Linked DNA regions of Homo sapiens: region 1 is linked to region 2. Evidence: chromatin contacts called from ENCODE Hi-C or POLR2A ChIA-PET data. All regions are on one chromosome and are shown on one strand. Each heading gives the region's core, a stretch centred on a gene start or an enhancer-like site at or near the end of the contact. The rest is flanking DNA. Distances are from core to core; before and after follow the strand shown. Region 1 holds the start of DNAL1 (dynein axonemal light chain 1). Region 2 overlaps DNAL1 (dynein axonemal light chain 1).

What was found. A loop is a pair of places that touch in the nucleus more often than their neighbours do. ChIA-PET counts read pairs that join two places held with the same protein, here RNA polymerase II (POLR2A). Pooled maps may share reads with other maps.
Region 1: a map with no recorded cell type shows a loop between it and region 2 (4-fold over the local background). The contact joins the promoter of DNAL1 here to the enhancer-like site in region 2. A Hi-C loop is called at or near these places in 5 of 37 single-sample maps with no recorded cell type and 8 of 50 pooled maps. POLR2A ChIA-PET finds 5 or more read pairs at or near these places in 4 of 52 experiments (GM12878, H1, Panc1 and 1 more).

Annotation. Positions count from the first base shown.
Region 1 is chr14:73,642,850-73,648,069 of GRCh38, reverse strand. DNAL1 (dynein axonemal light chain 1) reads right to left here and starts at 3,084. Exons shown (of 8, transcript NM_031427.4): 1 at 3,028-3,084. The coding sequence starts at 3,030. RefSeq lists an enhancer at 1-21.
Region 2 is chr14:73,695,302-73,700,209 of GRCh38, reverse strand. It overlaps DNAL1 (dynein axonemal light chain 1), which reads right to left. Exons shown (of 8, transcript NM_031427.4): 8 at 1-4,308. The coding sequence ends at 4,268. Among named protein-coding and RNA genes, the nearest start is that of PNMA1, 17 kb to the left of the region's middle. RefSeq lists an enhancer at 2,111-2,280. Within about 2 kb of position 3,594, at least 4 of the 41 ENCODE cell types and tissues checked have a DNase peak (open chromatin) inside an H3K27ac peak, as active enhancers do; they include GM12878, where a contact is called at or near this core.

The DNA of each region.
Region 1 (5,220 bases), core at 1,835-4,334, 52 kb after region 2:
AGGGGCAGAGGCTGCAGTGAGCCGAGATTGTGCCACTGCACTCCAGCTTGGGCGACAGAACGAGACTCTGTATCAAAACGAACAAACAAGAAGAAATGGAACTCTCCTGCACTGCCGGAGGAAGTAAACACTGGTCAAGCCATTCTGGAAAGCAGCCTGAAAAGTACCTAGGCAAATTAAGTATACATAGACCCTATGACGGTACAATCCCACTCCTGGGTGTGTTTCCAAGAGAAATCTTTTGCATGGGTCCATAAAAAAGTATTTTCACAACACTGTTAGTAGAAAAAGAGTTGAAGCCATCTAGCTGTTTATTGCAGCAATATAAATTTGTATAAGGTTTAACTGGTTTTCCTATGGATAGAAGGAGTCAAAAACTCAAATGCCTGAAGGTCCTCATGGACTTAACTAATAAGTAAAACTGGCCAACTAAGGACAGGACTAGTGTAAAGAAGATAACCTCTACTCAGCTCCAGACAACTGTTAGCAGGTGGGACTTGGGGAAAAGAGCTACCCTAATACACCATACTTCTTCAAATTTAAAAACTCCATTGAGTAACACCTTTATTTTATGTATCATTAAGTAAGAAAAGATGCTGCCAGTTATAACACACTATATCTCAGTAATACGAAAATGTGAAAAAAAGTGTCCAATGGTGAAACATATTTCTTTTTCTTTTTCTTTTTCTTTTTTTTTTTTTTTTTGAGACAGAGTCTTGCTCTGTCGCCCAGGCTGGAGTGCAGTGGCTCAATCTCAGCTCACTGCAAGCTCCGCCTCCCGGGTTCACGCCATTCTCCTGCCTCAGCCTCCCGAGTAGCTAGGACTATAGGCGCCTACCACCACGCCTGGCTAATTTCTTTTTTTTTCTATTTTTAGTAGTGATGGGGTTTCACCATGATAGCCAGGATGGTCTCGATCTTCTGACCTCGTGATCCGCCCACCTCGGCCTACCAAAGTGCTGGAATTAAAGGTGTGAGCCACCGTGCCCTGCCCCAATATTTATTTTTCAAGAGAAATTGGAAATCTTGGTTTTAATGTGAAATATCATCATTTGAAGACATTGTCCTGAAGTGGCAGGTCATAAGGGGGAAAAAAAGACACTGAAAGATAAATTTTTTTAAATTGAAATACTATGTGGGTCAATATTTCTGGAGGGACCCAGGTCTGCTAGTTTGCAGACTAAGCCAGTTCTAAATACAGTCATGAGCTGCATAACAAGTTTCAGTTAACAACCAACCACATATAAGACAGTGGTTACATAAGATTGTAATACTGTAACTTTTCTATGTTTGTTTGTTTGTTTATTTGAGACAGGGTCTTGCTCTGTTGCTCAGGCTGGAGTGCAGTGGTGCGATCTCAGCTCACTGCAACCTCCACCTCCCAGGTTCAAGAGATTCTCATGCCTCAGCCTCCTGAGTAGCTGGGATTACAGCCACTCGCCACCATGCCCCGCTAATCTTTGTATTTTTAGTAGAGGCGGAGTTTCACCATGTTGGCCAGGTGGATCTTGAACTCCTGACCTCAGGTGATCTGCCCGCCTCGGCCTCACAAAGTGCTGGGATTACAGGCCTCTGGGATTACAGGTGTGAGCCACCACACCCTGGCCGCTTTTCTATGTTTAAATACACAAATACCTTGTTTCAACTGCCTACAGTATTCAGTATAGTAAAATGCTGTAAAACTTTGTAGCCTAGGAGCAATAGCCTACACCATCTGGTTTTTGTAAGCATATTCTATGATGTTTGCAAGGCAAAACTGCCAATAATGTGTTTGTTAGAATGTATCCCTGTCATCATTAAGTGACTTATAACTGTACTGGTTCTGATTCTCTATTTGAAGATTTTCAACAATCACCATGGTTCATACTTTCATAAATATTTAGGTCTGAGCCTTTCTTCACCTGAATATAAACCTAGGTTCCAGAACTTTTAACTTTCCTTGGCAGTGATTTTCAGCTAACTGCTTGGGGAACAAAGTAAGGAAAGCAGGGGGGAAACTACTTTTTAAAGAGTGGTATTTCATCTTGTTGAGGGCAGGCATGACTTCCTCATCATTTCCATCTCCTGGGCTCAATTTCTGCCCACTTATATAGCACTGGAATCACAAAAAGAAGACAAGTAATTATGCTTCTTCTTCATAAACATCTCTATCCAGTAGGACATCACATACTTTGCTCAATAGCTCTGGCTGGGTCTGCAATCCTTTTCAAACGACTAGTTAGAACTACCAAGTATGTAAGCAAGAGAGTGAACACATCAAGTAAGAGTTGAGGAGCATCTCTAGGTAAAACCATTACTTCATAAAGAGCTCTCATTGGATAGACAGCTGGTAGATTTCAAACCTAAGGCAACAGCATTTCTCAGTGTGGTGGGATGCCCTCCAATTTTATAATCACTTGAGGTGTGTTGTCGAAATGCACATTCCTGAAACCCCCAATCATATTAAAAATTCACAATCTGCATTCCAACAAGCCCATACCTATGCATACTGAAATTTGAGAATCACTGCTCTAATATATCCATCAGAGTGTGCTTTACAGTGTCACCTAATAACTGCCCTCGTAGTCATTCAGAAGGCAACCTGGGTACATCACAGGTTACGAAAACTGCTGCAATCCGTGTTATACAGAACCCTCTGGTAACCAGCCCCTCCCTGCATCTCGACGGGGGGGTCACTAAAATTACTTCTATGTAAAGAGATATCTTTATCTACACTCTCCTTCCCATCACCCTTCCCACTCCAATACGCTCTTTTTAGAGAATTTCCTGCTCTTCGCCCTCCCTTTTCTCCTGTCTGAGTCCCTCCACCTTAACCCAACCTCCGATCCACCCCAGGCCGCCCTCACCACAGACCACCCCCGGCCAGGGCTTCTCTTTCGCCTCGGGCCCCTGACTCCACAGAGCTAGCGTCAGCTACCGGCTCCCTTCCGCTGTTCAAGGACCCCCAGACCCTCAACACTCCACAGTCACCCTTTTCCACTCCCAATCTTCTCTCAGCTTTGGCTACGCGGCCCGAAAGGTACTCACCATTCCGGCGGTTGCTACTGTCACTGCTCTGGTTGCTAGGGCCCGCGGGGTCAGTGCGCGTGCGCACTTCTCGGCGCTCTCGGCGGAAGCCCTATCCCCGGCAGCGGTCCTTTCTCTCCGCCCTCAGGGTGGTGCGAGCGGGGCATTGTGGGACTGCGTGGCGGCCGCCGGGGTCCTCCCGTCCGGCTGTTGCTGGCTGCCCTTTTGCTTCCTTAGGTCTTAACCCCGCACAGGAGTAGTCAGGACCGAAAGCAATTTCAGCTGATCTGTAGTGACTTGTCCGCCTAAAGTTAAAAACCTTAAAACGTCCCCCTAACAACTACCCTTTTCATAAAATAATGTTCTTAATTCCTTTGCCCTAACGATGGCGTTTCCCACCCTTTTCCGGACGAGGGGAGAATAAGCGGCTTGCTGTAATTTCCCTCTCCATCCCATCCCACTGAGAATACCAGAGCCAAACTCCACCCATTTTATGTTTCTTTACCCCGGATCCTCCAGGGAGCCAGAGGCAGCTGAAAGCTCGGTTCCACATTTTAAATATCACAAATTGTTGGTTTTAATCACCAGGGTGTCTTTTTTTCCCCACCTACCAAATGAGCTAAAAATTATTAACAATAATAATAATTCATAGAGTTGCTAGGGGTATGGTGAAGTAGGGACACACAAATACGCTGCTGTTTATAATTGATACAGCCTTTCTGGAAGGCTGTTGGCTGTTCAAAAACTTTTGCACCCTTTGTGATCCAGCAGTTCCACTTCCAGGACTTTATCCTGAGCACAGAGATGTATGTTCAAAGCTTTAATAGAAAAAAAAAAATCAACTCAATTATCAACAAAAGAGAATTGGTGGCCGGGACTGGTGGCTCACGCCTGTAATCCTAGCACTTTAGGAGGCTGAGGAGGGCGGACCACTTGACCACTTGAGCCCAGCCTGGCCAACATGGTGAAACCCCGTCTCTACTAAAAATACAAAAATTAGCCGGGTGTGGTGGCACGCGCCTGTAGTCCCAGCAATTCCGGAGCCTGAGGCACGAGAATTGCTTGAACCCGGGAGGCGGAGGTTGCAGTGAGCCGAGATCGCGCCATTGCACTCCAGTCTGGGCAACAAGAGTGACACTCCGTCTCAAAACAAACAAACAAACAAACAAAAAGAGAGAGAAAATTGGTTAGTAGTATTGAACATCCAATGCAATAATGTACTTACACTAAAAAAGTACAATTGACTTGCTGAAAGGCATCTATTCACATCCAAAGATAGTCATATTTCAAGTAAAAATAGAAGTTACCAAACAAAATAGTTGGTACGATTTTCCTTTAAAATTATACATAGTGGCCTGGTGCAGTTTGTTCATGCCTGTAATCCCAGAAATTTGGGAGGCCAAAGTAAGAGGATCCCTTGAACCCAGGAGTTCAAGACCAGCCTGGGCAACGTAACAAGACCCTGGCTCTGTAAAAAATAAAAATTAGCGAGGCATGGTGGTACAACACCCATAGTCCCAGCTACTGGGGAGACTGAAGCAGGAGGATCATTTGAGGAGTTTGAGGCTTAGGTGAGCTCTAATTGTGCCATTGCACTCCACCCTGGGCAACAGAGCCAGACCCTGTCTCTAAAACAAAAAACAAAGCAAAAAAATGGAAAAGTTATACATAGTACACACACGTATATAAACATATATCTAAAAGGATATTATGAGGGTTTAATGTTTGCTGTGGACTGAGTGGTGGTACACCAAAATTCATATGTAGTGATCTGGTAAGTTTAAGTTCTTTGATACTTTCTGAGATGTCTGGGGGATACCTAAATTTTAAGCTTTAAAACCGGAAGGGTCAATTTCTATGTTTATTTTTTAAAAAACTGTCTATGGGACTATTGGATAGGTTTCAAAATCTTGGTACACTTCACATAAAGAACATTTTGAGTTCCAGATTCTCAAAGGTTAAAAACATTCACACAGAAAATAAAAGAATTATATAACTTGGACCCTTCTTTTGTTCTTTCATATCCTACAAAATGACAAAATAGATTCCAAAACCTGTTCACCAGAGAATGTGTGGGTCTGCTTGCTCTTATTTCAGGCCTGGATAAAATAAGTTGAAAGAAAGTTTAAAAATAGTATTGAAGGCCGAGCGTGGTGGCTCACGCCTGTAATCCCAGCACTTTGGGAAGCCGAGGCAGGCAGATCACCTGAGGCC
Region 2 (4,908 bases), core at 2,345-4,844:
GGCTATCTTTTTATATTTTTGGTAGACATGGGGTTTCACCACGTTGGCCAGGCTGGCCTCGAACTCCTGACCTCAAGTGATCTGCCCACCACGGCCTCCCAAAGTGCTGGGATTACAGGCATGAGCCACAGTGCCCAATCAGGAAACACATTTAAGTGCCTTATACTACCATATGTGGAATGAATCCAGTAGCCATACCAAGTTATTGACCAGTTATCTTAAGCAGACATTCTTCTGATCACATCCAAAATTGATGTCTACATCAGCTAACTTTCCTACAAGATTATCAAATTTTACACAGTATTTTTCTGTATTTAATGACTGCCATGGTCTGCAAAATTATGTGATTAGACAATGAATGACGCTTAAAGAATGATGACCTATTTTCTAAAGTACACTCAAAATATTAAACTTTAGAGACAAAGCAAAATCTATCATAAAGTTGGCTTCTGTTGATAGAAACAGAGAGGTAGGTTAATAATCACTGTCCTAAGATAAGCAAGAATGCTTAGAAATAAAAGTTGAGACCCTGCTTCAAAAAAGAGAAGTTGAACCTTCCAGCCCTGAGTTTCTAATATTACATGAAAATTATGAAAATGAGCATTAAGCCAGTCGCAGTGGCTCACGTCTGTAATCCCAGCACTTTGGGAGGCTGAGGCAGGCGGATCACGAGGTCAGGAGTTTGAGACCAGCCTGGCCAATATGGTGAAACGCCGTCTGTACTAAAAATACAAAAATTAGCCAGGCATGGTGGCGCGTGCCTGTAGTCCCAGCTACTTGGGAGGCGGAGGCAGAAGAATTGCTTGAACCCGGGAGACGGAGGTTGCAGTGAGCTGAGATTGCGCCACTGCACTCCAGCCTAGGTAACAGAGCGAGACTCTGTCTCAAAAAAAAAAAAAAATGAGCATTACAAAAAATACCAGTGACCATTTCTTTCCATCCATGATTACTGAATACATCACCTTCTCTCATATAACAATTCAAGTGGCACATGGCTACAGACTGAAAATAAATGGACCCTGGACACAAGTGATGTTGGTATAAAAAGTACAACTAAGGGAGAATTTGTTCCCACCCTCCTACCCAAGGGACAGATGGCAATGTCTGGAGATATCTTTGTTGTCATGGCTGAGGAGGGGGTCTACTGGAATCTAGTGGGTAGAGGCCAGGGCTGCAGCTGAACATCCTAAGCACACAGGACAGCCCCCAACAACAATGAATTATCAATCCCAAAATGTTAATAGTTCCAAGGTTGATCCTCTGGTTTAAAGGAACAAATTCTTATTAACAGAGAACAACACAAAAACCTTTTAAGGCCTGTCTAGGTAATACAGCCCTAATCTTAGAGTTAGGGAACATAGAAAAGTTAAACTCCTTGGTAGACTAAAATCAAATTTGCTGTGAAAAACTAAAATACTGGACTGATTCCAGAGTTTTACCATCACTTACAAGAATAGAAGAAATTTGGCCAGGCACGGTGGCTCATGCCTGTAATCCCAGCACTTTGGGAGGCCGATGTGGGCAGGTCATCTGAAGTTAGGAGTTCAAGACAAGCCTGGCCAACATGGTGAAACCCCATCTCTACTAAAAATACAAAAATAGGCCAGGCATGATGGCACGTGCCTGTGGTCCCAGCTACTCGGGAGTGAGACTCTGTTTAAAACAAACAAACAAACAAACAAAAAAAAACAGAATAGAAAAAATTTAAATGATCCACTAAAATGGCGTAATGTCTTAAACCGGAAGCACAGAGATAATCTATTCCACATAGGTCAAATATCTGATCCAAGAGGCATAAACCAAAGGCAGTTTTATCAGCTAAATTTGCAGCAGTAAAGGATAATTTAGGGAATGATTTGAGAGAATATCCTACATTTCTTCATACATCCCAACTGCCATTTTCTAATGGCATGGGTTCCATGAACAGGGATGCATAGAAGTCATTCAAAGATTTGTTGAATGATACTGAATATGAATTTTGCATGAAATGGACAGAGAAAAGTATCTTACATTTGTCTGAGAACTACCTGTAATTAAAAGTCATTGAGAAACAAGGAGAAAGAGAACCAGTTTCTATATTACAGAATTCAGAAAAAACAAACACCAAAACTCTAAGCCATTTTACAAATAAATTCAATATGAAATCACTTACTTCCTATTATATTCACTTCCAGGGTTACTTTTAGAAAACATATCCATATCAACATGGCTTCAAGCTTGCCTACTGAAGGAAGTGCAAACTTTAAGAAGATCATCTTCCCTCTCAGTTTATGGAACTTAAAACATCACCAAGGAGAATGAAGGCTCATTGCCTATGGTTCATAAAAGAAATGTCCAAAGGCTTTGAATGCATAAACCAGCTAGAGTAGAATAAGGTTTCTTCCTATCAGATTGAAAAGAAGAGAGAAAAGAAAACTAAAAGGGTGTTAGACCAAGTTTTCCTCTTTTTTTTTTTTTTTTTTTTTTAAATATGGAGTCTCGCTCTATTGCCCAGGCTGGAGTGCAATGGCGCAATCTCGGCTCACTGCAACCTCCGCCTCCCGGGTTCAAATGATTCTCCTGCCTCAGCCTCCCGAGTAGTTGGGACTACAGGCGCCCACCACCAGGACTGGCTAATTTTTGTATTTTTAGTAGAGACGGGGTTTCACCATGTTGGTCAGGCTGGTCTTGAACTCCTGATCTCAGATGATCCGCCCGCCTCGGCCTCCCAAAGTGCTGGGATGACAGGCATGAGCCACCACGCCTGGCCTCTTGTTTGTATTTAGAGTTGATTGTCAAAGCAGTGGTCCCTTTTGATCAGAGTAACTTAGAAAAATCAAGTAATTCCTATGTAAATGATAGCTGAAATCTTCTGAAACCCAGGACTACTTATGCAATCACTTTTTAAAGATGATTCTTCCCTCTTTCACTGTGATTTTATGCAAGTAAAATCACACAAGTAGATGGGGAAACCAGAATCAACAGTCTCTGAGGGACTTTAGGCACAATTTGGCAGAGGGCCCCTGACTTCTTTTCTGCAATCTAATAGTGATCCAGCCATGGCCTCCTATGACCTCATCTGCTTACTGACTACAATGTCTTACATTTTCCTGAAGGATTTTTTGTTTACATGATAAATTCTAACCTCTGCATCTAACTATTGCTTTGCAATTTTGAGGTTAAATCACCTACACTGCTTTATGTAGGAGACAATCCTCAAACATATTGCCATTTGCCTGGGATCTCATAATGAAACATCTCCCTTCCCTCCACAACCACGTACATAATACATTTTAAGAGCTGTTTAACTTAGAACTTCTCAAAAAATATATTTTGAAATACTAAGTTTCATTATACCCTTACTTATAACCATGGTAGTCACTTTTCCCAACAATGAGGGTCACCAGACCAAATAATTAGGGTAAATTTTGACATACATCAATGGCCAGCATTTAGTCTAGGAATTCAAATATAACTAATGCTTTAAACACATAAGGAACTATAAAACCAAAATGTGTGCTTAAGGCGAGGTCCACATGAGTAACATTGCCACATTATCAGTCAAAGAAATGATCATGACAGTCATTTTAACCACTAACTGAGATCACAGAATGACTGTACACAATGACTCAAGTGGCCATGCATATAAAAACAACCTAAATTCCAGTTGACAATGTGCACATTTTTGGAAAAACAAATAAGTATAATATAGACTAGAAGGTCTCTGAGATACTACTTTTTCCTTTTTTCACCATATCTTTTCCAATGGAACTTTGGAGTCTTGGTTCCGGACCTGCTGTATTTCTAAGAGGAACTCTTCCCATCACCATGCTGCCTTCTGAGCTAAAGGCATGTGCTTCTGAATTGTACAGAGACAGACCTTCAGGAAAAATGTTCTGAATTTTCAAATGTACATCTTTTAAAATGTCTAACCTAAAAAAAATGAACAAACTGAAAAAAACATTTGTTCCTTTGTTATTAAAAATGACTGGTCTACAAAGGTTTTGTTTTAGTAGATGGGGCTACACAGTACGTAACTGAGACTGAAGACAAAAATCGAAAATTTGTGGTTTCTAAAAAGAGAAATAGGATATATAAGGTTGGCATTACCAGTTTTGGGGAGAAACACTGAATAAGTTAAAGGAAAAAAAAAGATGAGAATGAGTGATCTGTTTTATCTTAAGAAACTTTTGTCCCATACAGAATCTTTAAAATAGACAATTATATAAAATTTATCTATTGTTCTTATGACATTTAAATAAGTTAACACACAGTGGAAAGCGTGGCATTAGTTGTCTTCTTCCTCATCCCCTTTAATTACTGGAGTACCTAAAATGAAAAAGAAAATTATTACTGGTTATTCTCAAAAAATTGCTAAAATTCTAGATGAAAATATTTTCCTGGCCGGGCACGGTGGCTCACGCCTGTAATCCCAGCACTTTGGGAGGCTGAGGCGGGTGGATCACCTGAGGTCAGGAGTTCAAGACCATCCTGGCCAACATGGTGAAACCCCGTCTCTATAAAAATACAAAAATTAGCTGGGCATGGTGGCGGGCGGTTGTAATCCCAGTTACTTGGGAGGCTGAGGCAGGAGAATCGCTTGAACCCGGGAGGCAGAGGTTGCAGTGAGCCAAGATTATACCATTGCACTCCAGCCTGGGTGACAAGAGCAAAACTCCATCTCAGAAAAAAGAAAAACCTGAGAAGCTCTGAGATACTATGAAGTGTGCCGTAATAAAAATAATTTCACAAAATAATCTCTTTAATTTCAAATTATCTGAAAAGCTTCTCAGGGGAATTCTCAAATGGTTTAGTATACATACTTGTGAATATTAAGCCCCCTAACTGCCAAATCGCAAATAAAAATGCCTATGGCCAGGCATGGTGGCTCACTGCCTCTAATTCCAGCACTTTGGGAGGCCAGATGAG